Linked DNA regions of Homo sapiens: region 2 is linked to region 1. A link is a contact called in ENCODE Hi-C data. All regions are on one chromosome and are shown on one strand. The core of a region is the stretch at or near the end of the contact, and the rest is flanking DNA. Distances in the headings are between cores, read along the strand shown.

Region 1 (6,177 bases), core at 206-2,705:
GAAACTGAAAAATTAAGGTGTCAAGATAACTCCTAAATTTCTAGTTGGCACAACTGGATGGATGATAATTGCAATCACTAAAATAATAAATACCAAGAGAGAATCAAGTTGGAACAAGGCTATAAGTTCAGAATTGAACAGTTTACCAGTTAGGAATCTTTTAGTTGAAAGTGATTAAAAAGCCCAACTCAATCTAGCTTAAACAAAGAAGGGAAGTTATTGGCTAATGTAATTGTAAAATATACAAAAAGGGCTGACTTCAGCAGTGGCCTCATTCTGGAATAAAATGATGCCTCCAGGAGCCATTCCTTAGTTCTGTGTCCAGAGTTGGTTCCTGTTGGTGGGTTCATGGTCTCACTGACTTCAAGAATGAAGTTGCGGACCTTCACGGTGAGTGTTACAGCTCTTAAAGATGACACAGACCCAAAGAGTGAGCAGCAGCAAGATTTATTGTGAAGAGCGAAAGAACAAAGCTTCTACAGCATGGAAGGGGACCCGAACAGGTTGTTGCTGCTGGCTGGGGTGACCAGCTTTTATTCCCTTATTGGCCCCGCCCATGTTCCATTTCTGTCCTATCAGAGTGCCCTTTTTTCAATACTCCCTGCATTTGGCTACTTTTAGGATCTTGCTGATCGGTGCATTTTACAGAGTGTTGATTGGTGCATTTTACAGAGTGCTGATTGTTGCATTTTACAATCCTCTTGCTAGCTACAGAGCACGGATTGGTGCATTTTACAATCCTCTTGCTAGCTACAGAACACTGTTTGGTATGTTTTTACAGAGCGCTGATTGATGCATTTTACAATCCCCTTGCGAGCTACAGAGTGCTGATTGGTGCATTTTACAATTCTAGCTACAGAGTGCTGATTGGTGCGTTTTACAATCCTCTTGTAAGACAGGAATGTTCTCCAAGTTACCAACCCAAATGTCCATCAATGATACACTGGATTAACAAAATGTAGCACATATACACCATGGAATACTATGCAGCCATAAAAAAGGATGAGTTCATGTCCTTTGTAGGGACATGGATGTAGCTGGAAATCATCATTCTGAGCAAACTATCACAAGGACAAAACTAAACACCGCATGTTCTCACTCATAGGTGGGAATTGAACAATGAGAACACTTGGACACAGGGTGGGGAACATCACACACCGGGGCCTGTTGTGGGGTGGGGGGAGGGGGAAGGGATAGCATTAGGAGATATACCTAATGTAAATGACGAGTTAATAGGTGCAGCACACCAACATGGCACATGTATACATATGTAACAAATCTGCACATTGTGCACATGTACTCTAGAACTTAAAGTATAATAATAATAATTTTTTTAAAAGTTCTCCAAGTCCCCACTTGGCCCAGGAAGTCCAGCTGGCTTCACTTCTCAGTTCTACTTCCTCTATGTTGGTTGCATTCTCAGACTTTGCAAGGTGGCTTCCGGTGGCAGCAGGCTCACATCATCACAAGAACTAGTTCAGTGAAAGAGGAAAGTCTCTTCTCAAAATGTCAAACAAAAAAATGCAAAACCAAATATCCTCAGCATTTATAGTCTCAATTTGGGTATATGCTCAATCCTGAACTATTCACTGTGGTGATGAAATATGCTAATTATACCCCGGACCCTGAACTTAAGGCATTTTCAAAAAGAAGTTTATGGATGAGGGCTGGGCGCAGTGGCTCACACCTGTAATCCCAGCACTTTGGGAGGTTAAGGCAGGCGGATCACGAGGTCAGGAGTTCGAGACCAGCCTGGCCAACATGGTGAAATCCCGTCTCTACTAAAAATATATATATACAAAAATTAGCCGGGCGCAGTGGCAGGCACCTGTAATCCCAGTTACTCGGGAGGCTGAGGCAGGAGAAGTGCTTGAGCCCGAGAGCAGGAGGTTGCAGTGAGCCGAGACCACACCATTGCACTCCAGCCTGGGTGACAGAGCGAGACCCTGTCTAAAAAAAAAAAAAAAAAAAAAAAAAAAAAAAAAAAAAGAAAAAGAAAAAAAAAAGTTTATGGATGAAAGTGGAGGAGGATTACATATCCCAACAAAGAATCAGCTACCATTGCCACAAAAAGGATAAATGGATATTGGGCAGCAAAAACAACATAAAATTATCTCTTACAGCTGAACACAATTTCTGAGATTAACAACAGGCTCAATGTGGTGGACATTTAAGAAGATGAAATCCTCATTGATAAAGATGGGGTACTTGAAATGAGCTCCGAGCACTGGCAGAGGTCAAGACTATGGGCTACCAGTAACAACCTGCTTGACACAAAAACACAGACTGCATGGGGCAAAAGCAACATCAGACACATTCAAGAAAATCTGTTTTCTCATGAAGGTTCTCTGGAAAGTCCAACAGATGAATTGCTATAAAACAATCAGAATTGATTTTTTTTTTTTACTTATATTTCATTCACATTACATGATGTGGATTGAGTTAGTCTTAGTTTTTTCATTGTGTTACGGACTCCTCCAGGTATTAATAGAGATATGTAATGACTCTGGCATCTATATGCAGCCTTCTTTATCTCCTGGTGTTTTAGCCAGACCTATTTCTGCCTGAGAAGACTTAATGGTACACAAGAAACCTTTTGGGGGCTCTCGGTATGAATGAAAGTGAAAAATAAATTCCACTAGGGGGTGCTAAGCCTCAAAATAAAAACACAAAACAAGTATCTTTGATTTTCCCATACCTTTCAACAATCATTGAACAACTGTCTTAATCTGGATTCTCCAGAAAGCAGTGCCTGAGACAAAGTTTACGTGCTACTACTTTATTATAGGATGCAATCCCAGGAAGCAAGAGTGAGGGAAAAGGAGAGTGAGGCAGGGGAAATGTAAGAGCTGATACAAGAATACATATTACTGAGCTGGTCATCTCTTGGTATTAAAAACTACTGATTCCTTGATCTTACAGTGCCTTTCACCAACAGGCCATGTAAAAAACTGCTTCATAGAACAGTCCATCCAGACTGGCTCAGTCTTCACCCAGGAAGATATAAATTCCTCTCATATGATTAAGTTGCACATATATTGACACTAAGCATGTCCTTGAGGTCTCACACCTCAGTCTCTACAGAACAGAAGGTGAAACATATGCAGAGAGGACATAAGGCAAAGAGATGTCAGGTTGTTCTCCGGTGGAACTGATCCCACTTCATGCACAGCAGGTTGCTCCACAGCTGGGGCTGGAACAAGAGGCCAAAGACCTCAAAGATAGGTGAGAAGCACCCAAAAGGTGTTTAATACAATAAGAAATGCTCCAAATATATAATGCACAATTAAGAGGGAAGCAAAAGCCTTGCCAAAGATATCATGCCATGAAAACAGCAGTTGGAGGATGTTTGTGCTTTGACTCTAAACATTAATTATCACTTCTCATTTAACAAGACAACTAGTTGTAGGTTTCTTTTGTATTTCCTAGTTGAAAATAGATTGCTTCAGACTTGCTAGTCATCTTAGAAATTAGATTTCTTCTTTTTTTCTAAATTAATTTTGTTTACCTTTGCCAAATCAACGACATATTATAATTGGCTGAATAAACAGTGTTGTTTGTTTTAAAGAATTAGGATTTTTGTTTTTCAAGCTGATTCATTTTGAAATACTTATAACTTTTCCTGCAATATTAGAAACAGGGCCGGGTGTGGTGATTCACGCCTGTAATCCCAGCACTTTGGGAGGCCAAGGTGGGTGGATCACTTGAGGTCAGGAAGTTCAAGACCAACCTGGCCAACATGGTGAAACCCCGTCTCTACTAAAAATAAAAAAATTAGCCAGGTGTGGTTGTGGGTGCCTGTAATCCCAGCTACTCAGGAGGCTGAGTCAGGAGAATTGCTTAAACCCAGGAGGCCAAAGTTGCAGTGAGCCAGGATGGCGCCACTGAACTCCAGCCTGGGCAACAGAGTGAGACTCTGTCTCAAAAATAAATAAATAAATAAATATTTTAAAATAAATTAATTAAATTAAGTGCTTTCAAAAGTCAAAACAATACAAAAAAAGTAGACACAAAAGTGTCACATCCTTCTATATTCCCTCTACCTCATTCATCTCCACCCCCAACAATCCCTTGTAGATAACCAGGTTTATTGTTTTATGATTTATACATTCTGTTTCTTCATGTAAATATAGGCAAATATATGTATATTTCATTTTCCCTTCTGCCTTACATGGAACGTAACATACTCTAAATGCAGCTTTTAGAAAATTCCTAATAAGCATATTCCCATATATTTTATCTTTTAGAAAAACAACCCTTTACATAATAAGATTTGATCCTTATAAGAATTACTGTATTTCCTTTCTTCTGAATCGTCACACTCTTTTTTCTGAATCCTTCTTTTCTACCTTTAAGTATATTCAGATCTCTTTCATCAGGAAAACGTAAAAACTAAGTAAGGGCAAAATATTTAGTGGAATATTTTCAAAATTCCATTTATAAAACACTGGTTCCCTAAAACATCAACAGCTGTTCAGAATTGTTTTCCACAATGCAATGCATATCTGCAAACTGAAAGTCCAGAGAAGTACAATAATAGACTGCGTTAATTTAATTAAATATTTCCCCAGCATATTTAATCATGGAATCATTTTTCTGCCAAATACCTGTTAACATCCCATGGAATGAGGAAGTACTCCTGGGAACATTACTCGTCACTCATTTGAATCAGGTCTTTTTAGACTACCAGTCATTCCTTATTGCTAAATGCAGTAGGCTTTCTAGAGGTCTTACTCTCTTTGCCTTGCTCCCAGTATTACAATATCTGGTCAAAATGGATTATTCCGTTTCCCCAATCGCTCTCACACTTTTCCTCATGCAGTTAACTCTTCCTGGGTGCCTTTTATTATAAGATCACTAACCTTTTGAAATCCTAACAGTCCTTCAATGTCTGTCGATGCCACTTCTTCCATGTTGGCTTTTAACTTTTTTTTTTTTTTTAGATGGAGTCTCGCTCTGTCAGCCAGGCTGGAGTGCAGTAGCATGATCTCAGCTCACTCCCTGCAACCTCTACTTCCCGGGTTCAAGCGATTCTTCTGTCTCAGCCTCCCTTGTAGCTGGGATTACAGGTGCCTGCCACCACGCCCGGCTAATTTTCGTATTTTTAGTAGAGACAGGGTATCACAATGTTGGCCAGGCCGGTCTCGAACTCCTGACCTCAGGTGATCCGCCCACCTCAGCCTCCCGAAGTACTGGGATTACAGGTATGAGCCACTGAGCCTGGCCTTAATTTTTTAACTTAAGTTAATTTTAGCTATGGTCGAAACGATCTTGTATTTCATTGTGTATTTATCAAAAAACATATATTGTCTATATAGTGTTTGGAAAACATTTGACAGGGATTAAAATCTTTTATATCTACCAGTATATTCTGAGAACTTGATACTTCGGCTTGAGGGAACCCTACTTATTGTTGGTAGATCCCAATATCATTACCAAAGAGGCATGCAACCTGGAAAAAGTAATCTAAAGTAGTCATAAGAAAGTATCTTCGGCCGGGCACGGCGGCTCACGCCTGTAATCCCAGCACTTTGGGAAGTCGAGGCGGGCGGATCACGAGGTCAGGAGATCGAGACCATCCTGGCTAACGCAGTGAAACCCCGTCTCTACTAAAACAATACAAAAAATTTAGCCGGGCTTGGTGGCGGGTGCCTGTAGTCCCTGCTACTCGGGTGGCTGAGGCAGGAGAATGGTGTGAACCCGGGAGGCGGAGCTTGCAGTGAGCCGAGATCGCGCCACTGCACTCCAGCCTGGGCGACAGAGCCAGACTCCGTCTCAAAAAAAAAAAAGTATCTTCACTGGAGAATTACTGTGAGAAATAGAAATAACTTTGCTCATGATAGCCTATTTGTGATTGTTCCTTAACATTCTTAATAAATGACTAAAAAGAGTTGCGATGTAACAGACCAGATTCTAATCCTGATTTTGTCAATACCTTGAACACATCATTTCATCTCTCCAGGTCTCCCCGCCCCGTTCCTGCCTAGAGCTAGGTGAGGAAGCTTGTGCCCTCTGACTCCAAGCCAACCTGAGTATTTAAGTCCCCGGCCTGTCGCATCTTGGGTGGGTTTAGGCCCATTCCGTATGTGGCCACTAGCTGGCAGGATTGCCACATGGTGTGCTTGGCCACTCCCCATCTGCACCTTCATCTTTTCCAGGAAGGATTCGCCCTCAGGC
Region 2 (6,586 bases), core at 1,471-3,970, 150 kb before region 1:
GTGCTTTGCCTTTCTCTGGATCGCCCTGATTAACTTAATAATGAAACTTCTGAACTCTTTTTTAGGTTAATCAGGGATTTCTTCTTGTTTTGGATCCATTGCTGGTGAGCTAGTGTGATTTTTGGGGGGTGTTAAAGAACTTTGTCATATTACCAGAGTTGGTTTTCTGATTCCTTCTCATTTGGGTAGGCTCTGTCATAGGAAAGGCCTAGGGCTCAAGGCTGTGGTTCAGATTCTTTTGTCCCATGGAGTGTTCCCTTGATGTAGTGGTTTCCCCCTTTTCCTAGGGATGTGGCTTCCTGAGAGCCAAGATGTAGTGATTGTTATCTCCTCTGGATCTAGCCACCCAGCAAGTCTACCAGGCTCTGGGCTGGTACTGGGGGTTGTCTGCACAGAGTCGTGTGATGTGAACTGTCTGTGGGTCTCTCAGTCATGGATACCAGCCAGCACAGTATTTGGGGTGTCTTCCGGGTCCTGCAGGAGCAATCCACTTCCTTCAGATGGTCTATCAATTCTCTCAGCTTTCCTGATTTATTCCTGCAGTCATTCTGGAGCAAAAGTTCACAGTGCAAGCCTCCACATTCTGCTCTTTCCATCCAAGTGGGAGCTGCAATCTAGTCCTGCCTCCCATCCACCATTATCTCTCCAGCTACCTGAATTAAGTTCTGTGTGGCTTGGGACGCCTCACGATCATGGCAGAAGGTGAAAGGCACATCTCACATGGTGGCAGACAAAAGAAGAGAGCTCATTTTCTTTTGTGATACTCATTGTATCACAATGAGTAGATTAGGTTAGGTTCAGCTAGAAGAGTAAATTAACAGAGGCTCATATTTCTTTCATATATAAGTCCACAGCTAGGCAGTTCATGGGCATTACAGCATCTCAGCTGCACAGTCTTCAGAGATACAGCCTCCTCCAACCCTACACATTTACCCTGTACTCTCCCTCCCATGACAAACACACACACACACACATACATACACATATATACATACACCCCAATCAGGATTTGGGGAATCCCAGGAATCAGCATTTTAACAGGTATTGCAGGAAATTCTAAAACATGTAGTTTTTAACCCACTCTGAGAAATTCTAATGTAGGAGAATTAGGAAAAGGATGATAAAGTGACTCTCGCAGAATTGGTAATGAGAGGAAATAAAATGACTTCCAAGATTTAAACTATGCAATCAATGAATAATTGTTAAGAGCAAAGGTATGTAAAGTTACCTTAAAGAAACTCAGACCACTCACATTTAACAAAAACCTAACTTTTAAATATTTTATCATCTAAAGACACTATAAATGTGAAAGTGGATGGTGCAGAGTGAATCCACAGCCACAGTGGATTATTAAGGTACTATTAAGCTGTGGCTACCTATATCAAAGGCTGTATGTGAGATGATTTTCAACTTGGGGAGCTGGGCAAAAATAAATTTTGGCTTCCACAGTCTCATCTCCATTTCCTTCTGAAAGGAAAAAGAAAAGAAAAACGAAAATCCTGGGACAATGTATCATAAAGCCAGGTAAGAAACAGTTAACATTATTTTGTAACATCAATCATTTTACTTTTCCTTAACATAAGTGGAAAATTGAGTAGATTGTTCCTGTTTACCAAGTATGTTTTTGAAAATTCCTACCCACTGGTCCTGGTAGAAAATAGATGTGCTTCTGCCCAAATTAAGGAAAACTCCACAGACCTACACTACCACTCCCTGAACATTTTTCTTTATCTCTTCTTTTTACTGCATCCTATCCTCTTAAACTGCTATTTAATTTCCAAGTGAATTCTTCCACAGCTTCAAATCACTCAAGCAATCTCCCACTTTACTAAGGGATTCTTAGCATCAGATAGTTTCAGACTGGTGACAGGGTATTTATTAAAAGCATGAAGTCTGTGCTTTGCCAAGGAGACCTAAGACTGAGTAAGTCTCTTCAACTCTCGGAATGTAGTTTTTGTCATTTGAAAATTGACTTCTGTTGAAGATTTATTTTCTAAGATCCTAGTGAAATTTTAAGTGTATAATCACGATCCAAACATAACCAACATTCTTATACAGTGGTAGAGTTTAAGGGAAGCAATTTGACAAGTTGTACACAACCTTTCCCAAGCCCCACATTGTATGTACTTAAGAAAGACTACCTATAATCCATTTTATTACCCAACTGGGGGGTTCTGAATGATCCATTTTACTGCACAATTAGGGGGTTCTGAACCTAGATTTTAGCACTTCAGAGAATCATGGCACCTGCTGAGAGAGAGGATAGGCAGCAGAGAGAGAAACTGCGACACATATCCATCAGGTTGCTTTGCCTTCTAAGCTAACTGCTGAAGATCCTGTAGGGCCAGGCAGAAAAACCGTATTTTCTTGTCTTTTCAAATTTCAAATTCCCTTAAACCAAAGGCTGGACTCCAAATAATTTCGTTTGGAACTAAAGAGCTCATCCCCTCTGAGCACGAAAACAGGACTCTGTGACTCCGCCTCGCCGTAGACCGCAGGAGGGAGAAACAGCGCCAGGGAAACCCGAGCCTGTCCCATCGAGGCGGTCCCAGGCCAGCCCAGCCCACCCCAGCCCGCGCCAGCTACTGGAGCCCCAGGACGCAGCCGAGCGGCCCTCGCCGACTCCTTCCCGAGCCTGGCTGTGGCGTCACGTGACCCGCGGCGCGGCCAATCCGCGCAGCCCTCTATGCTATTCAAATCGGCGGCGGGGCCAACGGTTGTGCCGAGACTCGCCACTGCCGCGGCCGCTGGGCCTGAGTGTCGCCTTCGCCGCCATGGACGCCACCGGGCGCTGACAGACCTATGGAGAGTCAGGGTGTGCCTCCCGGGCCTTATCGGGCCACCAAGCTGGTAAGACAGCTCGGATAGACGGGACCGGTCAGCGGGCTGACGGCAGTCACCACTGTTCGCAGTTTTACCTCGACCGTTCGCAGTTTTACCTCGGTCGGAGGGATGAGTCCCAGGATCCCTAGGTTCAGTGAAAAGGCTGGCGAGGAGAAGTAGCGGGTATGCAACCCTTGCCAGACTCACCGCTCCCTCTATTTTGAGGGTCTGGGCCTCAGGTCCGAAAGGAAGCGCCGCGCGTAGGCCGCACCAGACTCGCTATGAGGAGCGACTCCTGTGCCTGGTGTGGCCGGCGTCCCGTGGGGGCGTCTTAGAATATTCCGATTTGGCCGCTCACCTCGCCTGATTTTCTACCCGCCTCAGAATTAGGGAACAATTGGGAATGAGGTCCAAAGCTTTGTAGGGTTAGGTGGGGGGCAAGCCCGAATGTGGCAATTTTGTTTATTGAACCCATAGAATTTAACGCAGGATGTATCGGCCGAATAGCACTAGGATAACAGCTGCCTGTTTCAAAACGGTATTTCTGAGTACCCATCAGTAACCACTGCTGGTGGTCCCTGAATTGCACGTACAGCACTCCTAACGCGTTTTGTGCAGTTGGGTCTTCGGTTCTATAGGATACTGTGGTGCTGGTTATGTGACGTTAGGTGAGTCCCCTACCTTCTGTGAGCCTGTTTCCACATTGGTAAAGGTTACTAATACATGCTTGCCTTAAGGGGTTTCCCAGGAGGATGCTGTTTTTTAAAGTGTGTTGTGATCTGCAGAATAACAAGCATTTTCCTCTTAGGAATGCCCTTCAGACGAGCATGTATTATTAGCCCTACTTTATCAGGTGCACACTGAGGCTCACAGACGTTAAATGCCCTCTAGAGTCACATCAACAGCAAGTGGCAGAGCTAGAATTCAGATCTTCCTGGTATGGCGATCTTACATGGATTCTGCTACTTAGTAAGTTATTGGCTATATTTACCAATATGAAGGATAGAATTTAGGACAGGAAGGAACCTCAATCAGTAGTCCTGCCACATTATTTAAAACCCATTAGATGAAAGTAGTATAAGCACGCTGAAAAAGAAAACATGCACTGAATGCTTACTAGTACTTCACATATATTACATCATTTTATCATTCCAATAAGCCCATTCGTTAGGTCCTTTTGTCCCTGTTTTGTGGTTAAGGAGATTGAGGCATAGAGATTGAAGATAGGCCCAAAAAGTCATAAACAATAGTGGCAGAGCTAGAGCTGGGAAACCAGCCCTACTAGTCTAACTCCAGAGCCTGTTCTTAAAGCCACTACCCTGTACTGCATCTCAGGAAAGCCGTTCTGTAATCTCCCTTAGTACAGAGTCCCTTTCTGTCATTTTTATTACTGTGTCCTCAGGCCAGTACAGAGTGAGCAGCTCAATATCAGTTTCTAGAGTCAATCACACCTGGGTTTGAATGCCTAGGTTCATCACTTAGCTGTGTGACCTTGGTCATTTTATTAATCTCTCTGCTTTATTTTCCTTATGTGAAAAATGAGAAATTAATAGTACCTATTCATAGAATTGGGGTAATTAAAGTGAAATAATGAATGTGAAGCACAGTGCTACCAACATTAATATTAATTGAGGTAAAAAACAGGGATGAATGTTTTCTCTATTGATTGTAGTTCTTCCTTATTTCCAGATTTCTTAAATAAGCTCAGGATCTTAAATAAGGATCTTAGATCAGCCAATGAAGTTCTTCTAATAAAAAAGCTATTACATAAAAATATTACTACAGCACTAGAATTAATAAAAAGAAAGCAGTGTAAGATATAATTTTTTTTTTTTTGAGACTGAGTTTTGCTCTTGTTGCCAAGGCTAGAGTGCAATGGTGCAATCTCAGCTCACCGCAACCTCCGCCTCCCAGGTTCAAGTGATTCTCCTGACTCAGCCTCCTGAGTAGCTGGGATTATAGGCATGCACCACTATGCCCAGCTAATTTTGTATTTTTAGTAGAGACGGAGTTTCTCCATATTGGTCAGGCTGGTCTCGAACTCCCGACCTCCGGTGATCCACCCGCATCGGCCTCCCAAAGTGCTGGGATTACAGGCATGAGCCACCGTGCCCGGCCAGATATAAAATTTTATATGGCACAAATAAGATGAATGATTCTTCAAGAATTTTTATGATATAATCAGATGTGAATTAAAGAATTTTCTTTACCTAATGTACTTCAAATCAATATGAGATTTAATTTTTCTTCAATTTTTTAAAAATATTTTCCTTCTTTTTACAGTGGAATGAAGTTACCACATCTTTTCGAGCAGGAATGCCTCTAAGAAAACACAGACAACACTTTAAAAAATATGGCAATTGTTTCACAGCAGGAGAAGCAGTGGATTGGCTTTATGACCTATTAAGAAATAATAGCAATTTTGGTCCTGAAGTTACAAGGCAACAGACTATCCAACTGTTGAGGAAATTTCTTAAGAATCATGTAATTGAAGATATCAAAGGGAGGTGGGGATCAGAAAATGTTGATGATAACAACCAGCTCTTCAGGTAATGAACAGATATGTAACTGTAAAACTGAATTACTGTAAAGTTTTATCTCTACTTATATTATACTTTTACTATAACAGCAGCTTCTTCAAAGAAGTTTTATTTCTTTGGAAAACTATTAATGCTGTTAGTTCAACTAAAATCATTTAGAAAAATTGTAATGTGAAAGTTAATTGCTACAAAATTTAAAGTTTTTAAGTGTTAGCATATATAATAAAGTAGGGAATTGGAAGGGAAATACTGATGTATTATCACTTCCGCATATTCTGAACACTTTATAACATTTTAAGGACATATTACTGACCTTTAGTTGCATAGTTTCTAGATTATAAGTTCACAGATCCTTCCCTTCAAACATATAATTTAATTTAAGAATACATGTAATAGGATAATAGCAAATCTTACATAATAAATAACAGACAAATAACAGGACCAGGTAAAGTGGCTCATGCCTGTAATCCCAGCACTTTGGGAGGCTGAGGTGGGCGGATCAACTTGAAGCTAGGAGTTTGAGACCAGCCTGGCTAACATGGTGAAACCCCGTCTCTACTAAAAATACAAAAAATGAGTTGGGTGTAGTAGCACACACCTGAGACTGAGGCACGAGAACTGCTTGAGCCTGGGAGGTGGAGGTTGCAGTGAGCTGAGATTGCACCACTGCACTCCAGCTTGGGCGACAGAGCAAGACTATCTCAAAAAATAACAATGATAACAGAAGAAATATACCACAGGTTAAAGAGAATATTTATTAAGCAGTTAAGATATAACAGAAACTCTGTTTGATGATTTACATATGTGTTCTTACTTAATTGCTATAGTAGCCAAGCAGGGTAGGTATTAACCCCTTTTAACAGATGGGGAAACTGAGACCATGCTTCAACAAATCTTGTTCTGTCTGCCTGAAATGTTTTTCCACCGTGAGACACTGTACACATTTGTCAGGCTAGTAAACTTATACATTTCTTTTAATCTCAGCTCCTTTATAGCCTCTTCTGTGGAGCTTTTCTGATTCCCACAGGTCAGCATAATTGCTTTTTCTCTTATGACCTACGGTTCTTTGTTATGTATCCATTAAACTAGGCCTGTGGAATCTAATGCCCATGCTTTTTTTTTCCTACAACATTAGGTACTTTTCAAATGAAATGTCTAAGAATTTATTGTTTCCTATGTACCAAAAATGATTTATGTCATACAAGTAAACTACAATAACAATC

The links. Hi-C counts contacts between places; a loop is a spot of excess contacts on that map. Pooled maps may share reads with other maps.
Region 2: a map with no recorded cell type shows a loop between it and region 1 (5-fold over the local background). The contact joins the promoter of DEPDC1 here to the enhancer-like site in region 1. A Hi-C loop is called at or near these places in 2 of 37 single-sample maps with no recorded cell type and 5 of 50 pooled maps.

What each region holds. Positions count from the first base shown.
Region 1 is chr1:68,342,854-68,349,030 of GRCh38, reverse strand. No RefSeq gene overlaps it. Among named protein-coding and RNA genes, the nearest start is that of RPE65, 100 kb to the left of the region's middle. Within about 2 kb of position 1,455, at least 3 of the 41 ENCODE cell types and tissues checked have a DNase peak (open chromatin) inside an H3K27ac peak, as active enhancers do.
Region 2 is chr1:68,493,216-68,499,801 of GRCh38, reverse strand. It overlaps DEPDC1 (DEP domain containing 1), which reads left to right and starts at 2,720. Exons shown (of 12, transcript NM_001114120.3): 1 at 2,720-2,850; 2 at 5,107-5,372. The coding sequence starts at 2,803. It overlaps DEPDC1-AS1 (DEPDC1 antisense RNA 1), which reads right to left and starts at 3,126. Exons shown (of 3, transcript NR_110671.1): 1 at 3,031-3,126. RefSeq lists enhancers at 2,820-2,879, 2,990-3,039.